Linked DNA regions of Homo sapiens: region 2 is linked to region 1. Evidence: read pairs that join two places in POLR2A ChIA-PET (ENCODE). Cell type or tissue: GM12878. All regions are shown on one strand. Links, peaks and the distances in the headings refer to the core of each region. The heading gives the core; the rest is flanking DNA.

Region 1 (15,824 bases), core at 2,896-10,895:
AACAGGATTTGTAAAACTTTCCCGGTTGTTTCCATGTGCTGCCCAGGTGGAGAACTACTCCGCAGAGCTATCTTGGCAGAGGGAAGGCTGAGAACCACAAATTAGAATAGACGTATAAAGACATGTCTGGCCAAAGAAATCTCAAACATGTAGGCAGCAATGCCTTAGAGGCACAGACTCATGACAAGGGCATGGGTGCCTTTTCAACAATTATACTGTAGCCTGTGGTTAAGGCTATGATAAAAGGAAGCCAAGAAAGTCCAGTGAAAGCAAAGATAAATCCTTTCAACACAAGGTGGAACGATCAGTGCTTAGAGAAAATAATCAAAGGGTACTTTTAAAATTATATTCTTAAAAACTCTTTCATCTTAAAAGGATTTTAGATTTACAGCAAAATTGGGGAGCTAGAGCTTGCACATATTCCTTTCCCAGTTCCCTGTTATTAACATACCACTGTAGTCCATTTGCTACACTCCATGAACCGATATTGGTGCATTCATATTAACTAAAGTCCATACTTTATTCAGATTTCCTTAGTTTACAGTTAATGTCTATTTCTGTTCCAGGGTCCTCTCCAGAATGCCACGTTACGTTTAGTCATCATGTCTCCTTAGGCTCTTCATGGCTATGGCACCTTCTGTGACCCTTCTTGTTTTTGATGGCCTTGATGGTTTTGAGGAGTGCTAGGTATTTTGTAGGCCATCCCTCAGTTGGGACATGTCTGATCTTTCTCCTCATGGTTATATGTGGTTGTGAATTTTGGGGAGGAAGATCACAGAGGTGAAGTGTCATTTTCATTGCATCATATCAAGGCTACGCACTATCGACATAACTTATCACTGTTGACCTTGATCTTGATCTCCTGGCTGAGGGGATGTTTGTCACGTTTCTCTGCTGCAAAATGACTCTTTTTTTTCCCCTTTCCACACTTTGGAAGGAAATTATATGCATAGCTTCTACTTAAGGAGTGAGGAGTGAAGTTCCCTGGTCTTGAGGGAAGAGTATCTACATCAATTAAAGAATGATACATAGTTGTGTTTGTAGCCACCAACAAAATGCACAGAACCTTTTCCCAATCCAGCCAGGCCCCATCGTTGAGGTTGGGCTTTTCAATATTCTCACTCCTCTGACAACTAGAACCTGACCGCCTCTGACTCAGACCTGCTGCTGTGGGTCCCATTTTTTCTGCCATCTTCCTTCTGCAGCCCCAGCATTCTTACCACAGGGCAAGGTGGAGAATCTGGGATTCAGAACCCAAAAATGAAAACACCATAGAAAATGGTGGGAGGCGCCATGTCACGGATTGAATTATGTCCTTACCAAAATTTATGTGTTGAAGTTTTTAACTCCCAGTACCTCCGAATGTGATCTTATTTGGAAGTAGGGTTGTTGAAGACGTAATTAGTTAAGATGAGGTCATACTAGAGTAGGATGGGACCTCATTCCAATATAACAGTGTCCTTATAAAAGGGGAAATTTGGCCACAGAGACACGCGCATAGGGAGAATGCCGTGGGAACATGAAGACAGAGCTCAGCATGATGCATCTACAAGCTAAGGAATGCTAAAGACAGCTAGCAAACCACCAAAGCAGGGAAGAGGCCTGGACAGACCCTTCCCTGGAGTCTTCAGAGGGAGCATGGCCTGGGCCACCTTGATTTTGGACTCTGGCCTCCAGAGCTGTGAGAGAATGAATTTCTCTTGTCTTTATTTTGGCCTTAATAATAATATAGCCATAGGAAACTAATACGGACTCCAAAGACCTTCCTCCCCATTACAAAGGGATATAAAACCTTTTTTGTTTGTTTGTTTTTTGAGATAGAGTCTTGCCCTTTCACCCAGGATGGAGTGCAGTGGCACAATCTCAGTTCACTGCAACCTCCGCCTCCTGGGTTCAAGTGATTTTCGTGCCTCAGCCTCCTGAGTAGCTGGGATTATAGGCGCACTCTACCACACCTGGCTTTTTTGTTTTTTTGCTTGTTTGTTTGTTTTGTTTTGTTTTTAAGTAGAGACAGGGTTTCACCATGTTGGCCAGGCGGGTCTTCAACTCCTGACATCAAGTGATCTGCCCACCTCGGCCTCCCAAAGTGCTGGGATTACAGGTGTGAGCCACTGTGCCCAGCCTCAAAGGGATAGAAAACCTTTTTAAAAGCCCATTTAGTTGATTCAGGGCCAAAGTAAATTCCTGAACACTTGTCCATTACCTTATTCAACAGATGTCTACTGAGAGCTGGCGCTGTGCTCAGAACCCATGAGAACCCTGATGAGCTGTAGACCCTTAAAGGCTCAGCCATTAGTCTGGGGACGGAGACACTGCAGAGACAGGGTGGCATTTTATTTTACTTCCTGTAGCTCTTACATTTCAGATTCTGTACCTAATAAGTGCAGTTAGTGTATTTCTCACTTACATAGGATCAAGCAGAAGGATCTTTTAGATCAGTGTCCCCAGAAAACAGACCTCGAGACTGAGATTTGTGTGAGGGAGTGAGTGCGCACTGAGGAGTGACTGTTCTTAGGAAAAAGACCTGCAGGAAAGCAAGGGAAGGAGAATTGGGCAGAAATCAAACTGTGATGTAGCTGCAATAAAGATCTCAGCCCATCCTGTGGGGAGCTCTGGAGGAGGGATGACCCTTGAGAGAGGTCTTACTTGAGGCAAGGGGACTGGGCCTTTATACTCCTGCATTGGCTAGTCATTAAATGGAGAAAGTGCCCAGCAAAGGACATAACTTTGGGCCAGGCAGCCTGCTTCAGGCAAAGCTTAAGGAGAGACTTGCCCATGAGCTCTCAGCAGCCAACACTCCCAACAGCTGGAATAGTAAGTGCTTCAGTCCTGAGCAGAATTCTGGATAATGCACCACAGCGTTCATGTCATTGGTTTTCTGGATGCAAAAATAAACATTTATTGGCCAATATTTATTAAGCACCTAGTGGAATTAGCAGACTAAAGGTAACTAAATCGGCTCCCTGAACTGTCTTGCTGGCAGGCCATAAACACAGAGACAGGGAATGCTTAGGTTGGAAAAATCAGAATGGGCAATGTCAGTTAACCCTAAGAAAGGTGGCGCAGAATCAAACAGGCCAGGAACAAGCACCGGGTACGTTAACTCCTAGATTTCACAGAAGCAAGTTGATGTGTTCTGTCTTTTTTCAGGGAAACTGGCCCTGAGCACAGCTGTGAAACAGACATTGTTGGGAAAACTCTTCTTTCTTCTGGCACCCACCCAAGCACCTGATCCTTTGCAAACTGTGCTGTGCTGCTCGGTTAGCCTGGGTTCCTCCTGAAGGCAACAGCCCAGAGCCTTAGCAGAACTGTGGTTGGCTTGCAGGAGCTTCTCCCACATGGAATGAACCCCAGGCCTGAAAAATTACCCATACAGAGCTGCCGGTGGCTCCTGCCTCTAACTTATAGCCATCAAGGAAGACAGTGCCTGCTTTCTAATTCCATGGAAATCCATAACCCCTACACCAGGGCCAGCCTCTCCTTGCTGTCTGTAGGAGCTTCCTAGAGGTGCCATAGCAAATTACCCCAAACCAGATGGCTTCAAACAACAGCAATGTACTCTCTCACAACCCTGGAGGCCATAAGTCCAAAATCAAGGTGACAGGAGGGGCCATGATCTCTTCAAAGGCTCTAGGGGAGAATCTTTTCCATGCTTTTCTCTTAGCTGCTGGCTTTGTTGGCAGTCCTTGGCATTCCTTGGCTTGTGAACGTGGCACTCCGATGCCTGTGTTCATTGTCGCAAGGCATTCTCCCTGTGTCCATGTCTTTTCTCCTTTTCGAAAGACAATGATTATATTAATTAAGACCCACCCTACTTCAGAATGACCTTGTCTTAACTTGGTGATATCTGCAAAGATCCTATTTCCAAATTAGGTCACATTCACAAGTACTAGGGATTAGGACTTCAACATATCTTTTGGGGGGACACACTTTAACTCATACATTATCTAAGGCTACACTGCCTACTCTAATTCACTAACATGTACTAGTAGAAGAAATCTTGACAATTTCTTCAGAGCTTCTCAGCATAATGTCTTCATTCTTACACTTTAGCAAAAAATCGAAATCCTGTGGCTCAACTTCTGAGATCTGTTGTATAAATAGTATCTTGCGTGGTGCCCAATAAATAAACACCTTTCTTTCTCCTGCTGCAAAACTTGGTGTGTATATCTGGTCTTACCGCACCGGGCAAACAGACCCTAGTTTAGTCTGGGATATTGGGAATAATCTTATTGCAGGTAATAGGACCAAGATAAGCCAAGGTGAAACAAAAGGAAAGGTATTTTGAGATATCTGGGGTCTCAGTGGAGTCTCTCCAATAAAAGGTACCAGCTTCAGCTATTCTTGGGCAAATTCCATGTATTAATTTTACTGGTTGAACAGATTATATCACTAATTAGACCAAGACTTGATCTTGATTCAGAACTACCATTCCTAGACTACAAGCCTAACCCTCACTGGCCTTGTCACAAAGAGGAAACTGCTCAAAGACGCCAGTGCAAAACCCATCCCGGCCACTGAATCAACCAAGCCAAGGATCTTCTGATGAGATTAGGTCACAGAAGCCTCCATATTGATGAAGGATCCCATCCTATCCTCAGCAGTCTAACTTTAAGACTGTCACATTTTTAGGTTTTTAAATAGAAATGATGATGAGCTACTCCAGCCAACCATGCCTTAATATGAACCACTGTGAAACTGACACTAGAGGTTGATGAGAGGTGCTGTAGATTTCAGAAAAAATGAAAACGTGAAACAGAGCGGGGACTCACCTCTTAGGGACCTGTGCCCACCCTCCAAGCATAGAAATGAAGGAAAATCTTGAGTTTCTTCAAGTGAAATTCTAGGTACCTAGCTAGCCCAGAAAAGTAAATAAGCGACTTGATAAGCAAGAAGGTAATTGTAGCCTAAAACGATAGCCATGGAAGCTAGAATCATGGGATGTTTGGTTCCCCTACAGAAATTAAGATAATATCTTAACACATGTTTCCAGAGTTGCTTTTCAGAAACTTGACCCCCACCAGAGGGATCTGCCCACCATAGACCTCAGATAAGGGGGACCTAGGGACTGAACTTTGAGCCCCATTCTTTGTTCTAAATTTCTTCCTGAGGGGCCTGGAGAAAGTCACACCCACGAGCTAGAATCAACATTCTTTTCTGCTGACCCTAAATTTTTAAATAAAGCTTTTGCAAATCAGAAAATCCTTGAATCTACCTATGACTTATAGCCACTCCCCAAAATATCCCACCCCTTTAGTACAAAACCAAGGAATAAGTGCCATGTATTGATTTATAATTGTGCCTGTAACTTCTGCTTTCCTGAAATGTGCCCCTAACCTACAAGCCATCAGGGAGGTCAGGATTTAAGCATTGGCTGCATAGTCCTCCTTGCTTGGTGCCCGATAAATAAACACCTTTCTTTCTCCTGATGCAAAACTTGGTGTGGATATCTGGTCTTACCGCACTTGGCAAACAGACCCTAGTTTAGTTCTAAAACAAAAAAAAAAGGGACTCACATTTATATTTTATAGATGAAAGACTGAGGAAGAGAAAATAATCAGTTGTTTTTAAATTTGATTTCACATGTAATTTCAGACCCGCTTAACTGCTGCCTGAAACGTATTCAAAGAGATGAAAGTACAGAAGAGTTCTAGCCTAAAGCCCAACAGCAACCGTGGAGAGTCCAGGAACCAACTCATCAGCCCTGTCAGAGCTCATCAAAGATGAGATGTCTTCCAATTGTGGTGAGGTTCATGATTGTCTTGAAAACCAAAACACAGCCGAAAACAAAGACCACAGAGAAAAGTATGGCAGCTGAGCAAGCTGTGAACTGTTCCTGTTCAGAAACCTCCTGCAGGTTAACCAGAGTTGGAGCCTAATTCCATCACTTATAAAAGTGGAGCTGCTTCAGACCTTTCCGAGGAGCAGGAAGTGTAATGGCCAGGTCAAAAATCCCAGTTCTAAAACTGCCCAGACCTTGGGCAAAGAAATTACTTAATATCTCAGAACCTAGTTCTCTCATCTATAAGATGAAATTATTAATGTAACAATATGTATTCTTATAGGATTGCTGTAAGAATTAAATAGTGGTACAATATGCTAAATGTTTGCTATTATGTATATACCATGTGCTAGATATGCAGTTGCTGTTCCCGCCATGTACAAGATAAAGCACCTCTGAATTAGAGATGTTTGTATCTGTTGCATCTTTAATCCATCTCATAGACATGTCTACCACCTGGACACACACTTGCCTTGTCCAGTACAATTAACTCAAGCACTGTGGATCAAGACTGTTGCATGGTATTAGGTTAAATCTAGAAGTAAATGGAGGCTTATCACCAATGGGTGTCGGAATTCTCATATTCCTCAGGTTAAGAATAAAAATGTAGCACAGCTCCAGAAGACTTAACCTCATTCCAGATATGAATCCATGCCATGTGACAAGGTCAGAGCAATACGGTTTCACATAGGTAAATATAAATACCAATTAAAACAAGTAAATAAAGAAAGAGGAGAAAATACCCTTTGTTCTTATTGTTTTCCGTTTTGTGTTTTAGTTCAAAAATTTTCGAGGGTCTTCTGACTCTGGTGACTTAGGGTAGAAGGGACAATTCAGAGAGCTCCAAGAGGACATAGAAGAGCCTTGTCCCCTTGGGAGGCAATGGCTACCAAAATACTTAGTAACTAACTCGGTGCTTTTAGGGGGAAATTTGGGATTATGTCTGAAGAAAGCAGCAGAGGAGATCTACATTAAATAGGATGCTGGCGCTGAAATTTGGAGACTCTCCTTCAGTTCTTAAGGTTTAGAATTACCCAATAGGGCTTTCCTTCTCTCCTAACTAAAAAGACTCATTTCACAGCCTGATTTTTGAAATTCTTTCACATTTAATCACCTAGGAGTCAGGGCCTCTACAGCAGATCAGAACATTTGCAGGATGTTAATGACCATTTCCTGTTCATTTTTTGACTCTGCAGTGAAGGCTTTTGTTTCTGTAGCTTTTCCTGCCGTTGGCAGCCCTTACACACACACATACACACACACACACACACACACACACACACACTCACTCTCTCTCTCTCTTTCTCAGGGGTTAAAGTCAGCCTCTACTCTTTGTTGAGGGAAAGAATACATCTCTCTCTCTCTCTCTCTCTCTGTCATTCTCTTTTTAGAGGTTTTGGCCAATTCTGCTCTTCACCTCCATACTCCCTACAGACTGCTCCAAGCCACCCCCAGGAGATGCAGTGTTTGTGAAGTCAAACTACTGGGTAGGCCCGCCTTACCAGGGCAAATTATATCCTGTAGACACACACATGTTTGCATACACATACACAGTTTTGTCCAAATTATTTTTTTTAATTGCATAAAGGGCAGTCTCAAAGGGAAAAATGATCACAGAAGGGCAGCAGGTAGCCAGAAGGGTATGTCTGTCCTGTTACATGGCCTTGGTGGTGTGGTGCCCCACTGTTGAGAAGGAAGGGGAATTCCTACATTAGACTTACTTTTGACTCTAAAGCAAGAGAAGTGTGAATGTATAAGCCTTGAGACAATGAGCCCACACCCTCTTAGATTTTAGCACAGACAAAAGAAGGGAAACAATGAATTTCATTCAGAACAACAATGGATCTGATCCAATAGCTTGAGAAGGGGACATTTCAGAAGAGCAGGAGCTCATGGGACCTACCAAGGACAGACAGGACACTTTAGCTCTCATCAGAGTCACAGGGAGCAAGAGGGGAGTAGCCCACTGCTGGGTGCATACAGCACAACGCTAGCGAATAATGGAGAGAAAGCAGGATTACTCTATCTATTCACTTTCTATTTTCTCTACCAAGGGAAATAAACTTAAAGTAGAAAGGATAAGATGAACATTATTAAGAAAAAATAGGTCACAAGATAGTAGGAGGATTTCAGCCTTAAAGACTTCAAATTGACAGCTTTGTGGGGCCTTTTAGCTCAGCTGGAACTACATTTCCCAGAATCCCCTACCCTGCATGGTTCCCGGCAAGGGCCCAGCAAAGATACATTTGCACCACAGTTGGAAGCCAAAAGGGAAGTGGCAGCCTTGTTCTTTCCCCGCTCTGAAGGTGGGAGGAGGATCACCAGGGCATCTGAGGCATGCCGCTAGTCTGCTGGCTCATGTTGTGGGCCTGCAGAAGCAGCCAGATGATCCACTCCTTCAGCTCTCAGACCCAGGCAGCACATGTTTAGGTCCTTGAGCCAAAGGGGCCAGACTTGGAGACAACACAAGGCAGAAGATGGCTCCAGTCTGTCCTCACTTCCCTGCTCTGCATCTGCCTTGCCACCCTGACCCGCTGCCCTGCAGAATTCAGACTCCAACACCAGATGTAAGACAAGCGTCCGCAAGTGCCTGAAGTCAAATCCCTAGAATGAATTCTTGATTCCACCTAGTATTTGTGTTTCAGTTTGAATCCCAATGGATATAGATTATAACCCAAGGAACTAGAGAAGTTGCAATTGTAATGATGAACTTCTTTTGATTTTATTTCAGAAATCAGCTCAGCACAGAAGAGATGAGCGTGTGTACTACTTTCCAAAAGAGGAAGTGGATTCAGAAAACTACTTATTTTGATGGGTCAGTGAGAAAACAACAAAAACAACAACTCTGTAAACTACTTAGAGGTTTATTCTGAGTGAATATGAGTGACCATGGCATGGAGAACAGTATCAACAGGTTCTGAGAAAGTATGCCTGAAGTGGTCAGGTTACAGTTTGGTTTTTATGTTTTAGGGATACAGGAACTGTAAGTAAAATCATAAATAAGTGCATTAAAAATGTACATTGGTTCAGCCTAAAGAGCCTGGATGTTTTGAAGGTGAAGTGAGGCTGACAGGTTGTAAGTGGATTCAAAGATTTTCTGATTGTCACTTGGTTAAGAGTTAAGCTTTGTAAAGCCTTGAAGTCAGTAAAAAAGAATGCTTGAGTTCTAAGGGTAGCTGTGGAGACCAAGGTTCTTGTTACGTAGGTGAAGCCTCCGGGTAACTGCTTTCAGAGAGAATAGGTGGTAAATGTCTCCTTTTGGACCCTTAAAGGGGTCAGAGTCTTAATCTCCTCTAGACCTGGGAAAGGCTGAACCGTATTAAGCGAGATTCTCTGCAGTTCTCTGCAGTTCCCCCCAAAAGATGGCTTCACAGTGCCATTTCAAAATATGTCAAAGAAATATATTTGGTAGTAAAATATTTTTATTTCCTTCAGTCTGCCATGTGATGCTACACCAGAGTCAGGCTGGAATTTGGAATTTTATTGCCACGAAGAGTCTGTTGTGTCAGTCTTATGATGTCTGTTTTAATGTTAATGCTGGTCAGTGCTGCCTGAACTCCTAAAGGGAGGGAGTACGATGAGGTGTGTCCAACCTCCTTTTCCATCATGGCCAGGAATTTGGTTTTCAGACTTCTCTGGGATCCCCTTGGCCCATAGGGGGATTCATAATTGGTTAGGGGGCTTAGGATTTTATTTTTGTTTTACAGATTTTAGTCCCCCCAAATTCTCAAATAGAATTTAAACCTATGGATTATGAACAATCAAAGGAAAAAATGAACATGGTGATAACTAGACACAAACATGGATTTATTACAGATAAATTTTGTCTAACTCATTTGATTTGGGGTAAGAGTGTTAAGTTAGTATATCAGAAGAATTAGATAGTTATTACTATAACCATAATACTCACAAGGAATTTAACAAAAATTTTCTCACATTCTTCTTAAATATAGACTAGATTCTAGTTAAGTAAAATGTACAGCATGGGCTGGGCATGGTGGCTCATGCCTGTAATCCCAGCACTTTGGGAAGCCAAGGCAGGTGGATCACAAGGTCAGGAGTTCAAGACCAGCCTGGCCAACATGGTGAAACCCCATCTCTACTAAAAATACAAAAATTAGCCGGGCGTGGTGGCACACGCCTGTAGTCCCAGCTATTGAGGAGGCTGAGGCAGGAGAATTGCTTGAACCTGGGAGGCAGAGGTGGCAGTGAGCCAAGATCACACCACTGCACTCCAGTCTGGGTGACAGAATCTCAATGTTTTCAAGTCTTCCTAAAAGGAAGGGGTCCCATTAAAACCACCTTTGCAAAAATTATAACAGTGAGAAAATTATGGCAGTCGGGGAGATCTGACCTAGCCAACCCCATCTTGCCTTTTGCCTTCAAGCTGCCCTTAGTTATTCCTGGGCTTAGACCAAACTAACTTTGGGGGACATTTAGTTTACAGTTTAAATGATAATAGCCCTTCCCCCAAATTCAACTGCCTTTGTAAAGCTAATGAGAGACCACCAGTGTAGGAGGATAGAGGAGCCTGAATTCTGCTAAGGTGTAGACATGAATGAATGCCAGCCATTATTCTGGAGGTCACAGGCTATGCAACTTCCCATATTACTCCTGCAGATAACATCACTATTGTAGAACCTAAGATTGGCCCTTTAAGATATCTTTTCAGGTTTTTTGCAGGTCTGACAATCGTTGGCTCCACCTGGACCCACTAACCACTCCTGTGGCCCCACCAGAATGACTGAGTGCATAGGAGGACCATTTCCCACACCCCTGTGATTGCACCCCCAAACAATCAGAGCAAGCACCCATTGCCTAGCCATCCCCACCCCTTAGCCCAAACTACCTTTGAAAAATCCTGGCCCCTAAATTTTCAGAGAGATTGATTTGAGTAATAACTCTGTCTCCCATGTGGTGTGGCCAGCTTCATATCTATTAAACACTTTCTTTATTGCAATGCCATGGTCTGATTTTATCTGTACACTAGGCAGGAAGAATCCATTGAGTAGTTACACACTTTGCCTCTATCCTTCTCCTTCCTATTGGTTAGATTAGGGATGTAATGGCTGGAGCTCCAGCAGCTATCTTAACCCATTGGGTGGTCTTAAGATCATGTTATGAAGCCGAAAGAAAGTAAACCCTTGGGTCCTTAGTACCTGTCACAGTTGCTATACTAGCTGTGTACTGCTGGTTTGCAGGTTTACTTTAAGTGAGAAAGAACTAAACTCTTATCTTATTTATTTATTTATTTTCTGTTACATGCAGCTGAACTTAACCCTAAATGATACTGAATGTAAACGATGCTATTGTGTCAAAAAGTATGTCTCAGACTAGAGGAGGATTTCCAATGGCTTTGTATTTGGCCAATATTTTTATTAGTTCACTTAATAAACACATGAAAGATCTTGCTATATTTTCAGAGGAAAACTCTTGGAGGCTCAATTATATTTTAAATAATAGATAAGTATTAAAAAGAGATCACAAGAGAGGGGAACCATGGGTCAAAACTAAAAAGATAAAATTTCATAAGGATAAATATGAAGTCTGGCTTAGGGCTAAAAAATGACTACAGCTTGTTTGCAAGTTGAGAGAACCTACCTGAGAACTCTTAATATTCAAAATAAGCAATATAAATACAGAGTTCCACTATCCTTGTGCTAGTATTATGTTAACACAGTCCTGGATATTACATTTTCTAAAAGGTCATTGTTGGCTTAGAGTGATAACTTGAATGCACATGTTTATCTCTTCTCCCCCATGGACCTTGGTGTATCAAGCAGAGCTGTGTATACATATTTTTTTTTGTCCTTTTTAATGGTATACGCTGGTGTTTTCTAATCTTTTGTCAATTGGGACACACCTATTGCTGAGTTCCAGTCATCCATTTACTCATAAATTCATTCATTCACTTAACACTTGTTGAGCACCTATTTTGTGTTCTGCCTTGAGACTGTATTGATATATTAGCACATGGCCACATAGGGCATCAAGGATGAATAACAACAGTATTTATGAAGGAAGACTCTTCCTTTCCCTCTAATCACGCCTTTAACAACCCTAATCCTGGAGGCATCAGAAATAGTGGAGAGGAGATAGAGGCACAGGGAAGTAACAAACTACATTCCACTTCTTTGCTGCTGGTGCCTGGTCTGAAGGTCCAGTCTGAGCTGCAGGGGAGAGAGAAGCATTGTGTCAAGTGTAAGACTAAAACTTAAATCTCATACTAAAACAGGCATTTGAATGCCTAAAAGATTTTGGCTGATATGCTGGAAAAAAGAAAAAAACAAAAAACAAAAACCGTCTGCTGAGTTTAAAGATAGTAATGAGGAAAAAAACAACCCAAAGCTGTTTTCTGGTTGTGCCCTGTATGTTCAGCCTATTCAATGAACCTTGACTATATACAGAATAGGAGGAAGAATAAGACAATAAGACACCAGTAAGAGTGATTGGAGGAGGGGAGTGGGTGGCTGGAGTTTGACAGGGAAGGAAACACACTTGTATCTTTTGAATTCTGTACTGCATGCAGGTATTGCCTATTCAAGAACCAAATGATTTTTTTTTTAAAGGACTTAGATGAAAAGGTGGACAAAATAGAGCCTCTTCAGAGGAGAAAGCCTGGAAGGGCACAGGGTCTATTCCTCATGTTAAGAAGGAGTGGTTGATAGATTGGAAAATGTTTGCCTAGACTTGGGGGTGTGGGGATGGGAAAAATGGGTGGTAGATGGAAGGTATTTGAAGATCCACCTTAGTCTATGTTTATTTAGAAGACAGGACTGTCACAGTAGGTAGTTAGGCAGACTTGAGCAGGGCAGGAGAGGGTCCCCTGAACCAGGATTATCAGGCGACCATCAGGTGATGGTCAGGCGGTTGTTTGTTAAACTGCCTCTCTAAAATAATAATGGGTTGCAGCCAGCGTCAGGGAAAGGCAGTCTCCCAATACACAGAAAACACCTGAAACTGGTGATCAGCAGCTTCCCAATAAGATCTCAGGAGTTGAGCAAGTGGGCTTAAGCATGCACACTAAGAGGCAAAATGGAGGCGTTTACCCGGTGTATGACCTCTAGTGTTCCTCTAGGAACACTCTGCTGGTAACGGAAGAACCTCAAGTGATCATGAGCACAGCTTCAATAAACACACTGCACGTGCAGCCCCTCCCAGGTGCTGGCAGGCCACCGGGCACACGGACAGCCCACCCCAAGGGAAGAATCAGGAGAGAAGTAATGCAACCCCCTGGAAGCATGCCAATGTATACAACCCCAAGTCAAAGGTCAAATCGTCATGCACTTGAATCTCTCAAGTCGCCCACTTGGCTCTCTTCCAAGTGTACTTTACTTCGTTTTGTTCCTGCTGTAAACTTTTTAGTAAACTTCCACTCCTGCTCTCAAACTTGCCTCCGTCTCTCCCTCTGCCTTATGCCCCTTGTTGAATTATTTCTTCTGAAGAGGCAAGAATTGAGGTTGCTGCATACTCGTATGATTTGCTGCTGCTAACAGGACTAAGATCAAAGAGAAGACACCATAGAGTTGTAAATATTGAGTCAATTTCACTTTCCTTTTTAGGTATGAGCTTCCATCATGGAGGGATTAATGACAAGAGGTTCTATTAAGTTTGCCCCTTTGAGTGGAAAGTAGCCTAAACTACTAAAGTCACTTTCAACCTCATTCAATGACAGTGGGGTTTCAACTCGGTATACACATGAGCCTCAGGTCTTTTTGATGTTAACATCTGCTTAACACTGTCTTCCTAAATCCCCACTGTCCATTCTAGTGACTGCTCAGGTTCAGTAATCGCGGCAAAAGGGACAGAGGAAGAAAGGGAATAGTGGGACGATTCTAACACACCAACTCCAGTCAGCTAGTTGCGCTCACTCAGAACCAAGGAAGTCTGAAGGAATTCCATGTGCTGCTACATACACTAAGGAGGAGGAATCCATGTCTATCAAGGACTGTGAAGGGTCTGAGATTTTACCCTGTTTGCAAGCTAACAAGTGAGCCTGCCACAGTTTCATTGATGCTGGCAGAAGACATGAGACTCCTAGGTTAGAGATAAAGGACTTTATCACTCATGGCCACAGTGGTTTCCCTTGCCTCTTAAGTCCCGTGAGGGCAATGCGGAGGCAGGCCCAGGTGGATGGGTGTTGTACACATAGTGGGTCTGAGAAAACTCAAGCAGAAGTCCTCAAACTTATAAGGGGGAGGCCGTAGTAAACTTACCCAACCTTTGTCCCAGAGAGATATGTTATCCATTTTATCATAGTCAGAAAACCAATCTGTCCTCTTCCCTGGAGAGACGTATATCTTCTGTGGCTCTTTGCTCTATAAACATCCTTGGAAAGATAGTCTGGGATAGAATCTATCACAAGATACGTAGAAGCACCATAGAGAATTGCCCCAACAGTGTCTCCTTGTATGGGTGAAGTTCTGGACTAATCTATTTGTGTCGTGGTTGGATGTAGAACTGCCAGCTGGCTACACAAGTCTAAGCTCCAGTTAATATTTTTTGGACCAAGGAAGCAAAGAAAGGCCTCAGGTTTGGACGAACCTGGATTAGAATCTTAGCTCTGTCATTTAACAGATAAGTTATTTGCTTAGTGTCTCTGATCCTCGGTGTTCTAATTTGTAAAATCAAGCCAATGATACTTACCTCATAGTGCTGCCATAAGGATTAAAATATATTATATGCGCAACTGAATACAGGTTAGTTCACCACCTAATATTCTTTGATTTTTACTTTGAAAAAATAACATTTTGGGGCCTGGGCATGGTGGCTCATGCCTGTAATCCCAGCACTTTGGGAGGCTGAGGCAGGCAGAGCACTTGAGGCGAGTAGTTCAAGACTGGTCTGGGCAACATGGTGAAAATCTGTCTCTACAAAAAAAACACAAAAATTAGCTGGGTGTGGTGGTGTGCACCTGTAGTCCCAGCTACTCAGGAGGCTGAAGCACTCCAGCCTGAGTAACAGAGCAAGACTCTGCTTCAAAAAAAAATTAAAAAATAACATTTTGGATCCCCAAATTGTAAGAGACTTATAAAGACATGTACAAAGTCAGCTGTCTTTTCCTGTGATTTGGTCCTGTATATTGAAGGAAAGGACAGGAGATGACAATCTTTGAGCTTCCCTAATACAAAAATACTCATTTGTGTCTCTCAGTAACTCTTGGGTCAAAAGATTTTAGATGCTCAAATTTAAGTAACTCTCCAGATGGGAGAACATGTCATCTTTGCTTTCACTTCTCTTGGCTCAGATTGCTGCTGATCACCCTCTTCTCTCTGCCTGGCTTCCCATCCTCCAGTGTTGACACAAACCCTGCTTAATTAGAGTAAATTTAGGTTCTCTACCCCCAATTCTACACAATAAACACCCCAACCTATGGTATCATAGATTTTCCTCAGGAACTTTAACTCAGTATCTCTCTAATTAAACCTGTTTGGGCCACATTTTTTTTTTTTCTGGCAGCTCTAAGCTTGATAGATGAAGAGACAGCAGAAGACTAGAAAGTTGTACCCTGTAAGACAATGCTAAAGCAGATGACTTAATTAGAGGAAACCAAATAATTTGCCTCCACTGCTTCATATGGCTATTCATAAGATTGCTTTGTTGGTTCCCAGACCAGAAATAAGCATAGAGACCCAGGTGTGTCATCTGTGTTTTTTCATCCCAGGTGAGCCAGGAATAACCATGTTATTTCTGACAGTCATCAAAAGAGAAATTTGGGTTTTGCTGCAGATAAGAAAATAAGAGGCAACAGCTCACAGTGGAAGTATCCCAGCAGATTAAAAAAAATAATATTACAGCCTTGTCATCCAGACTGGTTCTCAATTTTATCATGCCTGAGAATTACCTAAGACTTGTTAAAATCAATTGCCGGGGACTATCCTCACAGTCTCTGATTCAGTAGGTCCAGGATGGGCCCTGAGAATGTGCATTTCTAACAAGTTGCCAGGTGATGCTGATGCAGCTAGTTCCGAGTCCACACCTTGAGAATCAGTACTCTAAAGCAGTGATTCTCAGCCCTGGCTATATGTTATAATGCCCCGGG
Region 2 (15,824 bases), core at 3,745-11,744, 98 kb before region 1:
CAAACAACTCCAGACGCTCCGTCTTAAGAACCGTAACCCTCACTGCGAGGGTCTGCAACTTCGTTCTTGAAGTCAGTGAAATCAAGAACCCACCAATTCTAGACACTAGGAAATTCTTTGTGGGCTTTCAAGGCTCAGGAAGGGAATTTGCACAATGAAAATAACTTAAGAACTGTGAAACTTAACCAGTTTTTTAAACTTATACCCTGTTACCATTATTTATTTGAAGTGTTGTTTTAAAGAAAACAAAAAATTTGTGAAGTTCTTTGCTTTCTAGGGAATGTTGGTCAAATTTCTGCAAAAACAGCAGAAATGTCTCTGAGCTAGAGGACCAACTGAAAGCAGAAGCGATAATCCTGTCTTCATGCTGATTTAGATGTTGACAGAAAGCTGAGTGTGAAATTCTGCAGCACATCACGAAGATGAAAAATCATTTAAGTTTGCTGAACCCTAATAATGAAAACTTGGAAAACCACCCAATAGAGGACAGTGATACTACTCACCAAAAATAATTGCTCCAATTTTATCAAGCTGCTGTCATGCCAATTTATATATTTTTAATTCCCTTAGTTTCTTAGGCCCAAACATGACAATTTAAAGACTTTCCATCTCAATTGTACAGACAACCATAGAGAGGTCTGTGATTGTATATGAAATGGTTCATGATTTTACATCACGAGATTAGAACTATATGTTCTTCAAATAGGATGAAACGTGTTCTAGACCTATTATGTAACATGCTACAGTTATATGCATAAAATAAATGAATCATTCTACTTCAAAGCTTTCTCTTTCTGACTAATGTTACTATGGAAGTTTTTCAACGACAGAAGTTTTGACAAGAGTTGTTACTGCAGGTTTAATTTTCTTTCATAGTTTTAAAAATCATTATTTATAGAAAATAAAGAGATAAATTTACCTTATTTAACCTGATTTGACAAACACTAACTGGACTGGCCTTTGTAAAATGGACAATAGGGCCAGAGGTGGTGGCTGACACCTGTAATCCCAGCAATTTGGGAGGCCGAGGTGGGAGGATTCCTTAAGTTCAGGAGTTTGATACCACCCTGGGCAACATGGTGAAACCTCATCTCCACAAACAATGCAAAAAATTAGCCAGACATAGTGGCATATGCCTGCAGTCCCAGCACTTGGAAGGCTGAGGTGGGAGGATGGCTTGAGCTTAGGAGGCAGAGATTGCAGTAAGCTAAGATGGCACCACTGCACTCCAGCCTGGGTGACACAGTGAGACTCTGTCTCAAAAAATAAAATAAATAAAATAAAATAAAATATAAAAATAAAATGGACAAGAGGCAGCCACAAAGAAGGCAGGGCATAACTAGTTAAAAATAACAAGCCCAGCCCCAAGGTGCTCACCTAACAAGGCTGAACTTAGCCCAGATACACCTTGACCCTGGCACAGCCCTGTTCTCTTTGCCTTCTCTTGGTATCAGTGGTGGCATGTTCTGTGTTGGCTCATCCTCTGCTTTGTGCCTCTGGCAGTGGTTCCCCATCATGAAGCCTTGACACCTAGCATCCAAGGTGTTCCTTCCCTGCACCCACCTTTCTCAGGGAAACAGTTGACATGGACTATGAAAATAGAAGGAAAACATTCTATCTAGCTGACCTGTAAAATTGTCTAATTTCCTTTAATGTTCTGGATTTCTAAACATTCTTATCTGATTTTATGATAAGATTCAATCCACCAAATACTCTGTGAAAGATTTTTCAACCGGTAAGAATGAAGGGCAAGTTCCATTTTGACTTTGTAAGGAATAGGCAAAAGCAATTTCTAATGTAAGTTTCCCTTTTGCGAAAGAAATGAGTCTTACTGAAGTCCTGTGCCCTGTTGCTCATATTTCTTCTTCATGTTTTGTGTGTGTATGTGTGTGTGTGTGTGTGTGTGTGTGTGTGTGTGTGGTAAAATACACATATCATAAAATGTGCCATTTTAACCATTTTCAAGTGTACAGTTCACTGGCATTATTTCAAAATTGTTCTGCAAGGCCGGGCACGGTGGCTCACACCTGTAATCCCAGCACTTTGGGAGGCTGAGGTGGGTGGATCACCTGAGGTCAGGAGTTCGAGACCAGCCTGGCCAATATGACGAAACCCCATCTCCACTAAAAATACAAAGAATTAGCCAGGCATGGTGGCAGGTGCCTGTAATCCCAGCTACTCAGGATGCTGAGGCAGGAGAATCGCTTGCACCTGGGAGGCGGAGGGTGCAGTGAGCTGAGATTGCACCACTGCACTCCAGCCTGGCTGACAGAGCAAGACTCAAAAAAAAAAAAAAAATTGTTCTGAAAGCATCACCACAATCCACCTCTAAATTACTCTTCATTATCTCAAACTCTGTACCTTTTAAACAAGGACTCCCATTTCCCCCCACCAACACCTCCTGGAAACCACTACTTTCTGTCCCTATGAATTTGATTATTCTAGGTATCTCATATGAGCAGAATCATACAGTATTTGCCCTTTTGTGACTGGCTTATTTCACAGAGCATAATGTCCTCAAGGTACATACTTGTTGTAGCATGCATCACACTTCCATTCCTTTTTGTAGCTGAATATATTATTCCATTGTGTGGATGTACCGTATTTTTGTTTATCTAGTCATCAGTTGAACACAGTTCATTGTTTCTATCTTTTGGCTTTGGTGTGTAATGGTGCTATGACCATGAGTATACAACTATCTATTGGGATGCTGCCTTCAATGCTTTTGAGTTTATACCTAGAAGTGGAATTTAATTTTTGAGGAACTGCCATCCTCTTTTCCACAGTGGCTGCTCCATTTTTCATTCCTACCAGCAATGAAAAAGGGCTCCAATTTCAGCCAGGCGCGGTGGTTCATGCCTGTAATCCCAGCACTTTGGGAGGCTGAGGTGGGTGGATCACGAGGTCAGGAGATCGAGACCAACCTGGCTAACCCGGTGAAGCCCCATCTCTACTAAAAATACAAAAAATTAGCCAGGTGTGGTGGCAGGCGCCTGTAGTCCCAGCTACTGGGGAGGCTGAGGCAGAAGAATGGTGTGAACCCGGGAGACGGAGCTTGCAGTCAGCCGAGATCGCACCACTGCACTCCAACCTGGGTGACAGAGCAAGACTCTGTCTCAAAAAAAAAAAAAAAAAAAAAAAAAAGGCTCCAGTTTCTCTACATCCTCACCAATTATTATCATCTTTTTTTTTATAGTCATCATCCTATGGGTATGAAATGGTATCTCACTGTGGTTTTCATTTGCAGTTCTCTGATGATTAGTGATATTGTCGCTCTCTATGTTTTCGGACTTGATGTGTTCTTATGTGTGTGTTTGTTATGGGAGAGACTATCTTGCTAGGGATGCCTTTGACTTGGGGAACAGGTAAAGCTCAACACTCTCCCATTTCTTTTCAGAAGGATTTAATGCACCTCAATTATCCTTGAACAGATTCGAGGAAGTGGCTAAGCTTGTGGCTACATCATCCACTTCCTTTCATTCCCAAAGAAAATGAAGTGCCAGCCATTTCCTTCCCTTTGTTCTTTCCCTTTGAGCACTGCCCTTAGGGTAGTCGTCCCCTAGGTTCAGCCAGCATGAAAGACGTTTGAGAAGGGCTGAGGACAGGTGGGCAATTAACCCCAGTGCTCAGCTCAAACAAACCCTGTGGCTGAGCATGGTGAATGAGGGTATTACTGCAGAGGGAAGGCACCTAATGTGTCACAGACAGTATCACGCAGGAGACCAAATGGCACAGCGGATTTATGACAAGAACAACTGCCTGCATGTGGACTGTGCTTAGGAAAGCAGATGAGTACGGCACAACGCTGGAGCTGGAGAAATCATTTGTTAGTGAAAAATGTGCAAACTGGTTAAAAATAGTTTCCATGACCAGGGAACTAGAATTCAGGTGGGAGCCTGACAGCTGCCACATGTCAGCCTTTTAGAGGCTGTTTTCAAAGACGTGTTGGAAAACAGAGACTCCATTCTCACGGCAAGTTAGCTTGAGAAGAAATTACTAGACAGAATCATTGTTTGTATTAACTTGAGGATGACTCTCACTAAGCAATCTGATGCTCTTTCCTATGGGCCTTAGCCAGACCTAGAATCTGCCTAAAAGGATACAAAGTTCACTAATTTAAAATAAAGAAGTGTGATCTAAATTACTCAATACCGTATTTAAAATAAGTGAAGTTTTAGCCAGTAATATACGCCGACGCAATTTTCCAATTTTTACCGTAATTAATACATTAAATGTGAGTGGCGCTGCTAAGGAGTGTTTTGCTTTCTTGGTAAGTTAAATAACCCATCTAAATCCTTATTCATATTTAATTTGCTAAGCAATCTGTTTCCTCATAGATGGTACAAAGGTAAAGTTTAGCTCAGTTCTTGTGTGCATTAGTGGGATTTAAACTATTAAGATTTTACTGCAGAGACGGAACCACTATGCCAGGTTGAAATTTCTATTGTGAACATCTAATTATCCCATACATCAGTTGCAGGAATATTGTCTTTGGAATGTCAAATTATACTCACTTCATGGTTTCTTTTACTTTTGTTCAGTAAAAGATTTAAAATTGACTCCATCATATTTAGGTTTTGGACTTATATTTTAAACACTCTATAAGTCGACAATTTGTCTGTGGCTCATCTTCTTTACATCAAAGTAGGAGGTTTCCCTAACAGCACACACAAGCCTCAAATGGTATGAATAGGAATTCAACATTTTTATGTGGCTTTTTTCCTCCCTCTCTTCCTCTTCCTTCCCTCCCTCCCTTCCTCTCCTCCCCTCCCTCCCTCCTTCCTTCTTTCCTTCCTTCCTTCCTTTCTTCCTTCCTTCCTTCTTTCATTCCCCTCCTCCTCCTCCTCCTCCTAGCCCTCCTTGCCTTCCTCCTCCTCTTCTGGTTGACTTGGTAATTTGGCACTCTCTCATAACAGCAGATCTTGTTTAGGATCTATTCTATAAAGGAGGTTGCTTCGTTATTCTTTTCAGCCCAGATACCAGTATTATGGTGGTAATTGCCAATTGGTCATCTACTTAATTATACCTTAAGCAGAGCAGATCCCATATTCCGGAATGACATATTAATAGAATATTCTAAACTGTTTACTATGCAAAACCTACCATCAATAGCACACAGGATGGATACAGAGTGGCTCTGGTGCTTTCTAACAATTCCTCCCCATGACAAAGCTGTGCCAGGTGTGGCTGAGAGGAGCACCATGGTCCTGGCTTGGTCTTGGTCTTCTCTCTTTGTTAATGCCTACTTGGCCTTTGATCTTTCATGATCCATGCTGGCCCAGTTGTTCACATCCTGGACTTGTCAGTTCAGAAGAAAGTGTTCTCTTGGTTATTTTAAATACTTGTGTGAATGGTGGCTCATGCCTGTAATCCCAGCACTTTGGGGGGCTGAGGCGGGTGGATTATGAGGTCAGGAGTTCAAGACTAGCCTGGTCAACACGGTGAAACCCCATCTCTACTAAAAATACAGAAATTAGCTGGGCTTGGTGGTGGGTGCCTGTAATCCCAGCTACTTGGGAGGCTGAGGCAAGAGAATCGCTTGAAACTGGAAGGTGAAGGTTGCAGTGAGCCGAGATCGCCCCACTGCACTCCAGCCTGGGTGAAAGGGCGAAACTCCGTCTCAAAAAAAATAAAAAATAAAAATAACGAATGTTCTGTGTCTGTTTTTATTCCTCAAAACTACACGTTAATAAAATGAACTATTTCCCTAATTGGGTGTTATAAATGTATGCAAATGCTGAGTTGCAACCTCCAACTCTATAAAATGGTTTAGCAATGACTAATTACAATGTATTTCCTCTGTGCTGTGGAGAGGGATTGCTGGTGGATGGACTTATCTGGCCTTTACTTTTAGTGGAGGCATTGCCCTCCATTACTGAGGAAACTTCTTCTAGAATACTTTTCTCCTAGATGAGTTCTCTGACCTCCTTTAAGTCTTTTCACTGAAGCTCCTCATTTGATGCTGCAAACTGTCCTCCCCAATTCCCTTACCCTGTTTATCCTGCCTTGTTTTTTCTTTACCCATAGCATTTACCTCTTACTCACCTCCAATTACATTTATTTATATTCATTGGGCTTATTGTGAAGGTCCTCTCCCAGGCCTGCAAAACATAAACTCTGTAAGGGTGGAAATCTTGGTCTATTTTATTCACAGACTTATCCCAAGTGTCTAGGACAGTGCCTGGCATACAGCAGGTGCTCAATAAATATTTTGCTGAATAAATTTAATATACAAAATATAGCAAATCATAATTGCTGTTATTTATTGTGTACCTCCTATGTTTCAGGTGCTGTACTCACTATTTTTTTAAACACATTATCATGTTTGATTCTTCCAACAACCTTGTGATGTTGGTACAATTATCATTATCATTACTTTACATGTGGTAAAACTGAGGTTTAGAGAGGTGAAATCATTTGTGAAAATTGCTCAGCTATTAGAAATTAGACCAGAGATTTGGGCTAGACATGCCGACTCCATGCCTGACTTCTTAGTCACTCTCCTATAATGGCCTATAATAGCAGCTACATAATGTGTGGGCCAAATGACAAAGGAAAACGCAGGTTTCCTTGTCAAAAAACTCTTCAAGTTTCAAGATGGTGGCAACAGAGCATTAAACAAAGTGCAGGGCCCTGTGTAACTGCACAGGATGTATTCATGAAGCCAGTACTGAGCTAGTCAATGTACATCCCCAGCCATAGCAATTGAGGGGCAGATGCTGCAATTTCTTTCATCCTCATTTCAGGATGGCTGGCATCCACTCTAGTTTTGAGTTAGAAAGAAAAGCTGAGATTAGTTCACTGGACTCATTTGACAGAGAAACAAGTCTTAGTGAGGTGCTACTTATAAAGGGAAACATTTTCTTTATGCTACCGTAAAGCTTAAGCATATCCAAGAGGCAGTCCCCTTGGTATTGAAAGGGACCATAACAACTAGAAGTAGACATTTTTTACTATAATCAACAGAACAGGAGTCATCAGTGGTACTTAAAATACAGATACTTCACTTTGGGAGCCCAAGGTGGGCGGATCACGAGGTCAAGACATCGAGACCATCCTGGCCAACATGGTGAAACCCTGTCTCTACTAAAAATACAAAAATTAGCTGGGCGTGGTGGTGCACACCTGTAGTCCCAGCTACTCGGGAGACTGAAGCAGGAGAATCGCTTGAACCCGGGAGGTGGAGGTTGCAGTGAGCCAAGATCGTGCCACTGCACTCCAGCCTGGGTGACAGAGCGAGACTCGGTCTGAAAAAAAAAAAAAAAATACAGATACCTGTCAGGGTCTTAAAGCAAAGAGAATTCCAGGTTTTCCTCGTGATGTTACCTTCATTTGCCTTCATATGCACTTTCTTAAAAATGGGTGATGTGCATCACACTTAAATATATCATTTATCTAGTGTGTTTGGTAGAAAAAAACTTGAGCCCACAGCTTCAGATAATTGTCTCAGGTTGAAATATCCTTCCCTACATTCCTCCCTACCTACATTTCTCTTAGATTTCAGGGTCTGATTGAAATTATGGCTCCTCTGTCTGACCTGTTTGAATTTAACCTAAATCAACACACATTTGTTAAGTAACACTTTGTTCACTGTATAATAGAAAGGTGTAAAACACATCTTCTCATATAGATGACACCCTGCACCACCCCTCGCATTTGACAACTGCTCAGGAAACATTCTTGATTAATTCATTGCTTACCCAATGTCACCTCCTTTTTTACAAAGAGAAGGTAAATTCATTCACGATGATGATGAACTCAGTTAGAAATGCTTACTCCCTTGGACCCTCTTATGGGTAGGAGTAGCCATGTGACCCGGATTGGTGACAAAATTGAAGTCTATAGGGAGGGGCTTCTGGGACTCTATTGTTTATGTCATGAAAAGAGACAGGCTCAGCTACACACTCCCTTTTCTTCTTCTCTTCCCCCTTCTTCCTACACCATTTCTGTACCTGTGTTGCAGGACTTTTCCTCAGCTCAGCTAAAGATGGGATCCTTGTCTGTCCCACGGCCATGAAAATTTAGGTTCACAGACAGTTTGAAGGGTGAGTAAAACAGGGTTTTATTGGATAAAAAGGAAGAAAAGAGGGAAACAGGGACTCTCCACAAGGCCAGAGTCTCCTGCTAGATGTCGTTTGAATCCCAGGTTCCACACAGGAAGAGGAGGGGCCAGGCTCCTCCCTGCTGCAAATGTTGTGAACTTCCTGTGGCTCCACCTCAGTGGGCAGGCTGGTTGGAGTTTCTCCAAGGACCCCCTCCCACCTGGCTGTCTCACCTGCAGTACCCAGCCTGCAACCACGAAGACAAAAACCACAGTCAGGACAGCAGAGCAGGAAACTAGAAGGACCCTGGTTGAAGGACACTCCATGGCTTCCTCAAGTCTCTGCCCTGCTCTGCGAACATGTGGACTTTTTATTCAGCTAGAAAAACTAAAGCCCCATTTGGTGAAGCCTCTGCAGTTGGCTTTTTGTTACATGTAGCCCAAAGTGATCCTAACTGGTACATCGTGGACACCATAGAAAGCCCTATCAGAGGGGAATCTAGAGCCAACGGAACCTAAGGAGAGAAAAGGAGGCGGAGAAGACGAGAAATTGGCTGTGTCACAGAGGCAACTGCACGGCAAAACATCTCTGTACATAAATCGCTGGGCAGAGCCGCCTCTCCTGTCCCTTCTCATTTTTTGTTTACTTACGAGCAGCTGAGCAGCCCAAGCTTTCCCCTACACCGACAGGCACGTCCAAGCCTCTTCCCCCTTCCCTCGGGGGCCTGGAGCACCTGCTTGAAGAGTCAGCCTCCCTTTGAGAATAGTTTAACATATGAATTTGAAACTAGTTGAAGAAGAAACTCAATCCCTGAATCATTAGCCTAAGTATCTGGCATGACAGAATGGGTCTGTTCTAGCAGTGAGAAATGACCTTGACTGTCCTTGGATGGTAAGGGCAGAAAATTGAAAATAAAACTCTTTTGATTTTTAAAAATATAATAAAGTCCTCAAAATAGCTATATCCTTTAAGTCTCTTGATTTATTGAATAATAAAATAAATAGGAAGTACAAGGACTTTACTTTCATAAAAAAAATCTATTCTTCTAAGTATGTAGACCCATATAGCAAACTGGAGCTTGCTTTACTCATTAATTCTATGGTGTGTATGAGTGTTTCCAGGTATTTGCTTTCTTCTCAGGTCATTTAAGATTATTGATTCTTCCTTCTCTAGTGTAGAGCTCAATTCTCCAAAGACTGGTTAGCAAAACATTTTCCAGCTCACGTTGCCATTTAAAAATGATTATGCTCAGTGTCTTCAGCTTAAAGTTTCCCTTCTTGGCTTCCATATGCTAACAGTTTGTACACTTCTCTTTTTTGCTTTCTTTTTTAGGGCGGATTCTACAGTCTTCAGCCCTTTTGCTAACATTCCCTGACTGCTTTCTCCTGGTGGCTCAAACAGCAACAGAGACAACGGCTAAACCAGATAAGCTACAGAGATTTGTTTTTTTCCGTAACCAAAAGTTTCTGGGGACATAAGATCATTGCAAGTAGTCATGTGTAGTCTTTTGGCTCAAATGTAAAATGCTAAGTTACGCATTAGTTGTTGCATAAATTTGCATATTGATATATACAATCCCAACGACTTTAATAGCATCACAGATTAGCAGAGACAGATGCACACAGACACACACAGCCTGACATTCAGAGACTCCCAGGCAGAGACAAACAGCCCAAGGAAAAAGTGGGGATGGCTCACCAGGAGCAAGGACGATTGGAAGGAACACAGGTTTTTAAGGGAAAGATGGAGGGCCTGGGTGGGCAGAGGGTTCTCCCCAGCTCTTGCTTTATGTAACCTTCTGGTCCTAGGCCCCCACTCCCATGCCCTGTCCTTGGAACTTTCCACTTGATCCTGAGCAGAGGGCAGGAGGGATGATTTACGTCGGTCTGGCATGAATCAGAAGATCCTGAAGTACTAGAGTCCCAGAGGAGCATTTAGGCTTGTTTTAAGAAAAGGAGAGGAAGATTCTTAAAGGATGATATTTCTGCTTGTTTGTTTTTTGTTTTGGTCTTTCACTCTTCTATGGCATCCAAATATAGAACTAAGGTCTTGGCTGTCTGCACACCTAGAAGCCTTTGGCACTCTGCCAGCAAGGATCAGGCCCTGAAAGAAGATTCCACACTGGTCTGATTTGCAAACCAAAGCCCCAATTGATTAATTTACTGAGGAAAATAAGCACTTCAGGGTGCCACCACCAGAGAGTCTACGCCCTTCTAGGAACACAGGTGCCTGGGAAAAGTCATTCATAATCAGGACAAACAGCAAGGGATTCTTTAAGGAATATCTTCTATCTGCTTTGAGAGGCTACGTGACACTACCGCCACAATAATTATATATTATACATGCCAAGTAGGCGCAGCTCAGTGCTGGAAACATATTCTTGAATTCTTAGTCTTGGCCTCTCGTGTCTTAAGACTTTATTCCCACCATCTTTTGTTTTTGTGTTTACATTGGATATTGAAACATCAACATTTTTAATATCAAAGAACATCTTTCACTCAATAAACACGTATTGAGTTCTCAATCTAGGCTGAATTCTACAACAGCACTTAGGGACTGCAGTGGAGACAAAGATGGATAAGACACAGGGCCAGGACCTAGAAAACTCACAATGGTGAGGGGAAGATTACACAAATACACGTGGCTGTACCACAGAGGGAAAATTACTTTATATAAATATCCAGAATGTGCTGTAGGGATTCAAAGGATGAGAAATGGAATCTGTTTGACGAGATGGAAGGAGGCTGATTCATAGAGGCAGCATTTAAGCTCAGACATAAAGAATAGCTATAATTGTAGTGAGCAGAAATGTTCAGGTGAGTCAGTAGCAAGGAAGTGAAGGAGAGGGAAGAGAGGAGGAGGGAGAGGGAGGTAGCCCGTGTGGAAGAAGGGGATGGTGTGTAGGCACACCCGATGTTCTGTTCAAATGCATGCCTCATGCTTGGGCTGGAGGTACAGAGGATGTTCAGGAGAATCGTGGGAGTCAGAACCTGTTGGGCCTACGGTGGACAGCCTTGATGCCAGGAGCTTCATTCTAGGGACACTGGGCACTCACAGGGTTTTGCCCAAGAGAAGGCTGTGATCTGAACTCCAGTTCTAGAATATTAATTTAGTCTCAGTATACAGAACGGACTGGAGAGAGGAAAAATAGAGAGTGAGGAGGCCACTGTGGAAGGTGCTATAGGAATTCAAATCAGAAATAATGAGTATCTGCCTGAACCAGGACAGCACAGTAGGAATTAAAAAAAAAAACAGTGGGCCGGGCGCAGTGGCTCATGCCTGTAATCCCAGCACTTTGGGAGCCCGAGGTGGGCGGATCACCTGAGGTTGGAGTTCGAGACCAGCCTGACCAACATGGAGAAACCCCATCTCTACTAAAAACACAAAATTAGCCGGGCGTGGTGGCGCATGTGTGTAATCCCAGCTACTTGGGAGGCTGAGGCAGGAGAATCATTTGAACCTGGGAGGTGGAGGTTGCGGCGAGCCGAGATTGCGCCATTGCACTGCAGCCTGGGCAACAAGAGCGAAACTCCATGTCAAAACAAAAACAAAAACAAAAAACAACAGTGGAGGTGATATAAGAGATAGAGATAGAATCAGTAAGTCTTGGCAATGAGCTGGATGCAGGAGGTACAAGAATGAGTCAAAGACGACTAATAGAAGCTAAGATTTACTGAGGCTGTGCTAAGCACTCTTGAATTAATGCATGTAATATTCTTGAATTAAGCGCTTACATGCATTAATTCATTTGATTCTTCTAATGACTCCATGAAGTAGATACTATTTGTGTCCCCATTTTATAGATGAGCAAACTGAGGCACAGAGATTACATAATTTTTCGGGTTGGCATAGCTAACAGGAGTCAGAATTTCAACCCAGGTCTTTCTCGAGTCATCTGTCATACTGAGTTCCCCACGACTGTGTTCATTCCTACTCCAAGCCTTGCATCATGAAGTTCCTTGGCTGGAATGGATCTTGTCTCTGAATTTATGCTTTCTGGTCTTGACTCACAGAAGCAAAGTGAAAGTAACCATGGTCCTGAAGACAAATCTAAGCACTCAATCGATGTGGGTAGTGTTTTGGAACAAATAGCAGAAAACTCTACCATTTTATTCATAAGGGCAATTTTTAAAAAATTCTATAATGGCAGTTGGTATCATGATTAAGGTTTTCATTTTATTTATTACTTTGTTATGGTAAAACAAAACAAAACAAATCCTGCCTGAATCATCTTCCATGTGTCAGTAGAAAGGCTTTTTCCTATCAGTACCCTCGGTGCTTTGTAAATCTTTTCATAATCAACCTTGTCTTAACTCAATGGCATTGTTCCCTTGGGCTCTGGACTGGGTCTGAGCTGATCTAGGATGATCCAGGATGATTAGAGACCATCTTCATTCCTCCAGCACTGGCCCACGGACTCTCACCAGCTCTAGCCAGTTCTCAGGGTTAGACTCTTGATTTGCCTTTTGTCTTTCTGCTTTCTTTTTCATATGGAAACTACAGCACTAAACATTCTTTGTTAGAATTCAGGTGTTATGAGGAAAATCATAGTGTCGCTTTCTTAAACACATGGTATGCCAGCAGCTTTCAGAGCGACAAAATGCAGCTTTATTGAGTAATTACAGTCTGTCCTCTGCAAGTAAGGAACTCATCTCACCAAAAAACAAAATGCTGGCATTTTCTTTAAACTAAGGAGCTTTTTATGGCTTGCTGGCAACCTATTTCACTGCCCTAATAATTGGAATAGTCACTGCAGTAACAGTCAACTGCTCCCATATTATGAACAAGAGCAGAACAAGCAGGATCAGCTGAAAGAAATCATATGAGTGAATGCCTGTGCGTGCATGTGTGTATGCCTGTGAATATGTCCCAGAAACTGTGTGTGCATGTGTGCATATTGCGTATGTGTGTGTGTGTGCATGTATGCTTGTTTTTAAATTTAAGCCCCAAATAATTCAGTAGTGAAAAATGCCCCACACTGACTGGGCTCACACCTGTAATCCCGGCACTTTGGGAGGCCGAGGCAGGCGGATCACCTGAGGTCAGGAGTTCGAGACCAGCCTGGCCAACATGGAGAAACCCTGTCTGTAATAAAAATACAAACATTAGCTGGACGTGTTGGCATGCGCCTGTAATCCCAGCTACCCGGGAGGCTGAGACAGGAGAGTCTCTTGAACCCAGGAGGTGGTGGTTTCAGTGAGCTGTGATCATGCCACTGCACTCCAGCCTGGGCGACAGAGCAAGGCTCTGTCTCAAAAATAAAAATAAAAAAAGAAAAAAGAAAAATGGCCCACACTACAGAGTAGTAAATTATGAGGTGGCTTTCTTGCTGTGGAACAATGGGCCTCATGATTTTACACCAGACCAATTTTTTTTTTTTTTTGGCAAGAGGAAGTCTTTGTTTAATAAATAACTGTGTATGTAGGGGGTACTACCATCCAGAACACCCTGAAAGGCCACCAGCTTACCTGCACAGAATGTCTCAGAACAGGAAAGGAATGGGGACATCTTGGCCACCTACCACCTCTGACAGGGCACCATTGTCCCATTCTACTTGGTCCCTCATGTTCCCGATGGTCCCTAAAAATGGGTCAGGCTGTGTATCTTTCTTTCTCTTGGAAGCTGAATTATACCAGATTAACATTGAAAAGACCTCTGTTCTTCTAAGTTGGTTTTCTTTTCCTTTTCCCTCATACGACTTTAAATTAGAGTTTCTATGAGTTACCACTTCAAATTGCTTTTCATAAGAAACCAGTCCGAAAGCACGAATTCTTCAAGCACAATAAGAGTTGCATTGGAAGTTTGCTTTCATCCTAATCATCTTGCTTCTTTTTTGTCTAGAGGGTAGGATCAACCTTGGATAGCTCTTACTATCGTTTTCATTCATTTAGCATAGAAATAAAATGTTGATAAGTACCTTTTGAGAGGGAGACATCTTGGAATTAGTTACTTAGTACCATTACGAAGCAGTCTATATGGCTTCTTAATAGATTGATCTTGTCTTTTAGGTCCTGGTATATTTCTCTTCTAGAGCCAGCGGTTTTTAAACTTCATCTTGCATCAGAATCACCTGGGAAACTTTACAAAAACTTGTAATGTCCAGTGATTCAAATTAAATGGGGTAAGGTGGAGCCAGTATTTCTGTACTGTTTAAAAGCTCCTAGGATGATTCCGATGAATCAGAGGAAGACTACAAATCACCATTCCAGACCCTAAACCATTGGCTTTAAAATCACTTTAGATCACCTGCAGCACTTTTTAAAAGTACTATGCTGAGGCCCTACTTAAGACCAAATATATCAGAATATCTGGGAGCAAAGCCAACACATTGAATATTTATTGGAAGTTCTTCAGGTGATTGTAACATACAGCCAAAGCCAAAAATCACTGATCAGTCTAGATTTATGAGTTTATGCCAAACTGCACAACATGGATTTTACTGAAACATCAGTGGCACAAAAGTGGTATAAAAGGTTCCATTACACACCACACAGCAAAGCTTCTTAAATATTCCTTTTTTAACATCTCTGCTTTTTCCAAAGTTCCTTTTACTAAAGATTTATATCTATTCTGTCTCTTTCCCAGAACTCCTTTTTATTTCAGTGTCATCTCAAGCCACGTTTCCCCATAGTGGGGCCCTTTTCCCCATACTGCTTCTCAAATCAAACTCAGCAAAATATTGTTCATTCCTCACTCATACATCAAGAGCCTCAAGGTATCCTTTCAAAATTAGGGATAAATTATTGACGCATTAAGTTTTGGAGATATATAAGACTAGAAGGAAGATGGAATCTCTAGACCAAAACAGAGATAACTTTCAGACAGAGCTAAGAATACCTTGTGACGGAAGAGAATCTCTCATCTATGAAAATTGACAGATTACACAAGGGTGGATTGGCTGTCTAAAAGATGCTCCTTGCATCTGCTTTGTCCTCTCTATTTCCACGATAATCCCCACATCAGACCCTCTTAATCCTTCCATGGACAACTCTTAACAGCTTTCTAGCTAGATTCCCATTACCATACATTTTGGGGTCCTACTCCTATCATTGTGTTAGGCAAGTACAAATCCAAGAGGTTTTTCAGGTTTTATTAAACTTTAATAGAAGTTCCCAAACTTTTTGTGGTCATGGGTCCATTTGAGGGTTTGATAAGAAGTACAGATCCTTTTTTTTATTTTTTATTTTTCTGAGACAGCATCTCACTCCCATCACCCAGGCTGGAGTGCAGAGGCAGGATCAGGGCTCACTGCAGACTCAACTTTCCTGGCTCAGGTGATCCTCCTGTTTCATCCTCCCATCTCAGCCTCCTGAGTAGCTGGGACTACAGGTGTGTGTCACCACACCCAGCTAATTTTTTTTTTTTTTTTTTTTTGAGACAGAGTCTCACTCTGTCACCCAGACTGGAGTGCAGTGGCGCAATCTCTGCTCACTGCAAACTCTGCCTCCCAGGTTCATGCCATTCTCCTGCCTCAGCCTCCCGAATAGCTGGGATTACAGGCGCCCGCCACCATGCCTGGCTAATTTTTTATATTTTTAGTAGAGAAGGGGTTTCACCATGTTAGCCAGGATGGTCTCGATCTCCTGACTTCGTGATCCACTCACCTCGGCCTCCCAAAGTGCTGGGATTACAGGCGTGAGCCACTACACCCGGCCCACACCCAGCTAATTTTTTTACTATTTGTAGAGACAAGGTCTTGCTATGTTTCCCAGGCTGGTCTCAAACTCCTGGACTCAAGTTGTCTGCCCACCTTGGCCTCCCAAATTCCTGGGATTATAGATG

What was found. ChIA-PET counts read pairs that join two places held together with the same protein. Peaks named below come from ENCODE experiments on the same cell type or tissue, not always from the same donor. Only the 100,000 strongest peaks of a DNase experiment are listed, where the experiment ranks them.
Region 2: POLR2A ChIA-PET joins it to region 1 with 5 read pairs; 2 of 35 experiments call an interaction of 5 or more read pairs at or near these places.

What each region holds. Positions count from the first base shown.
Region 1 is chr6:15,953,709-15,969,532 of GRCh38, reverse strand. LOC105374949 (a long non-coding RNA gene) reads left to right here. Exons shown (of 4, transcript XR_926532.3): 2 at 5,596-5,744; 3 at 8,514-8,597; 4 at 12,861-13,038. Among named protein-coding and RNA genes, the nearest start is that of LINC02543, 33 kb to the left of the region's middle. RefSeq lists enhancers at 6,767-6,836, 7,901-8,195. In GM12878, for the core only: no CTCF peak of the experiment used is centred there; a DNase peak (open chromatin) is centred at 6,972; H3K27ac peaks cover 1,856 bases.
Region 2 is chr6:16,052,673-16,068,496 of GRCh38, reverse strand. No RefSeq gene overlaps it. Among named protein-coding and RNA genes, the nearest start is that of LINC02543, 66 kb to the right of the region's middle. RefSeq lists enhancers at 2,473-3,213, 3,214-3,955. In GM12878, for the core only: no CTCF peak of the experiment used is centred there; no DNase peak of the experiment used is centred there.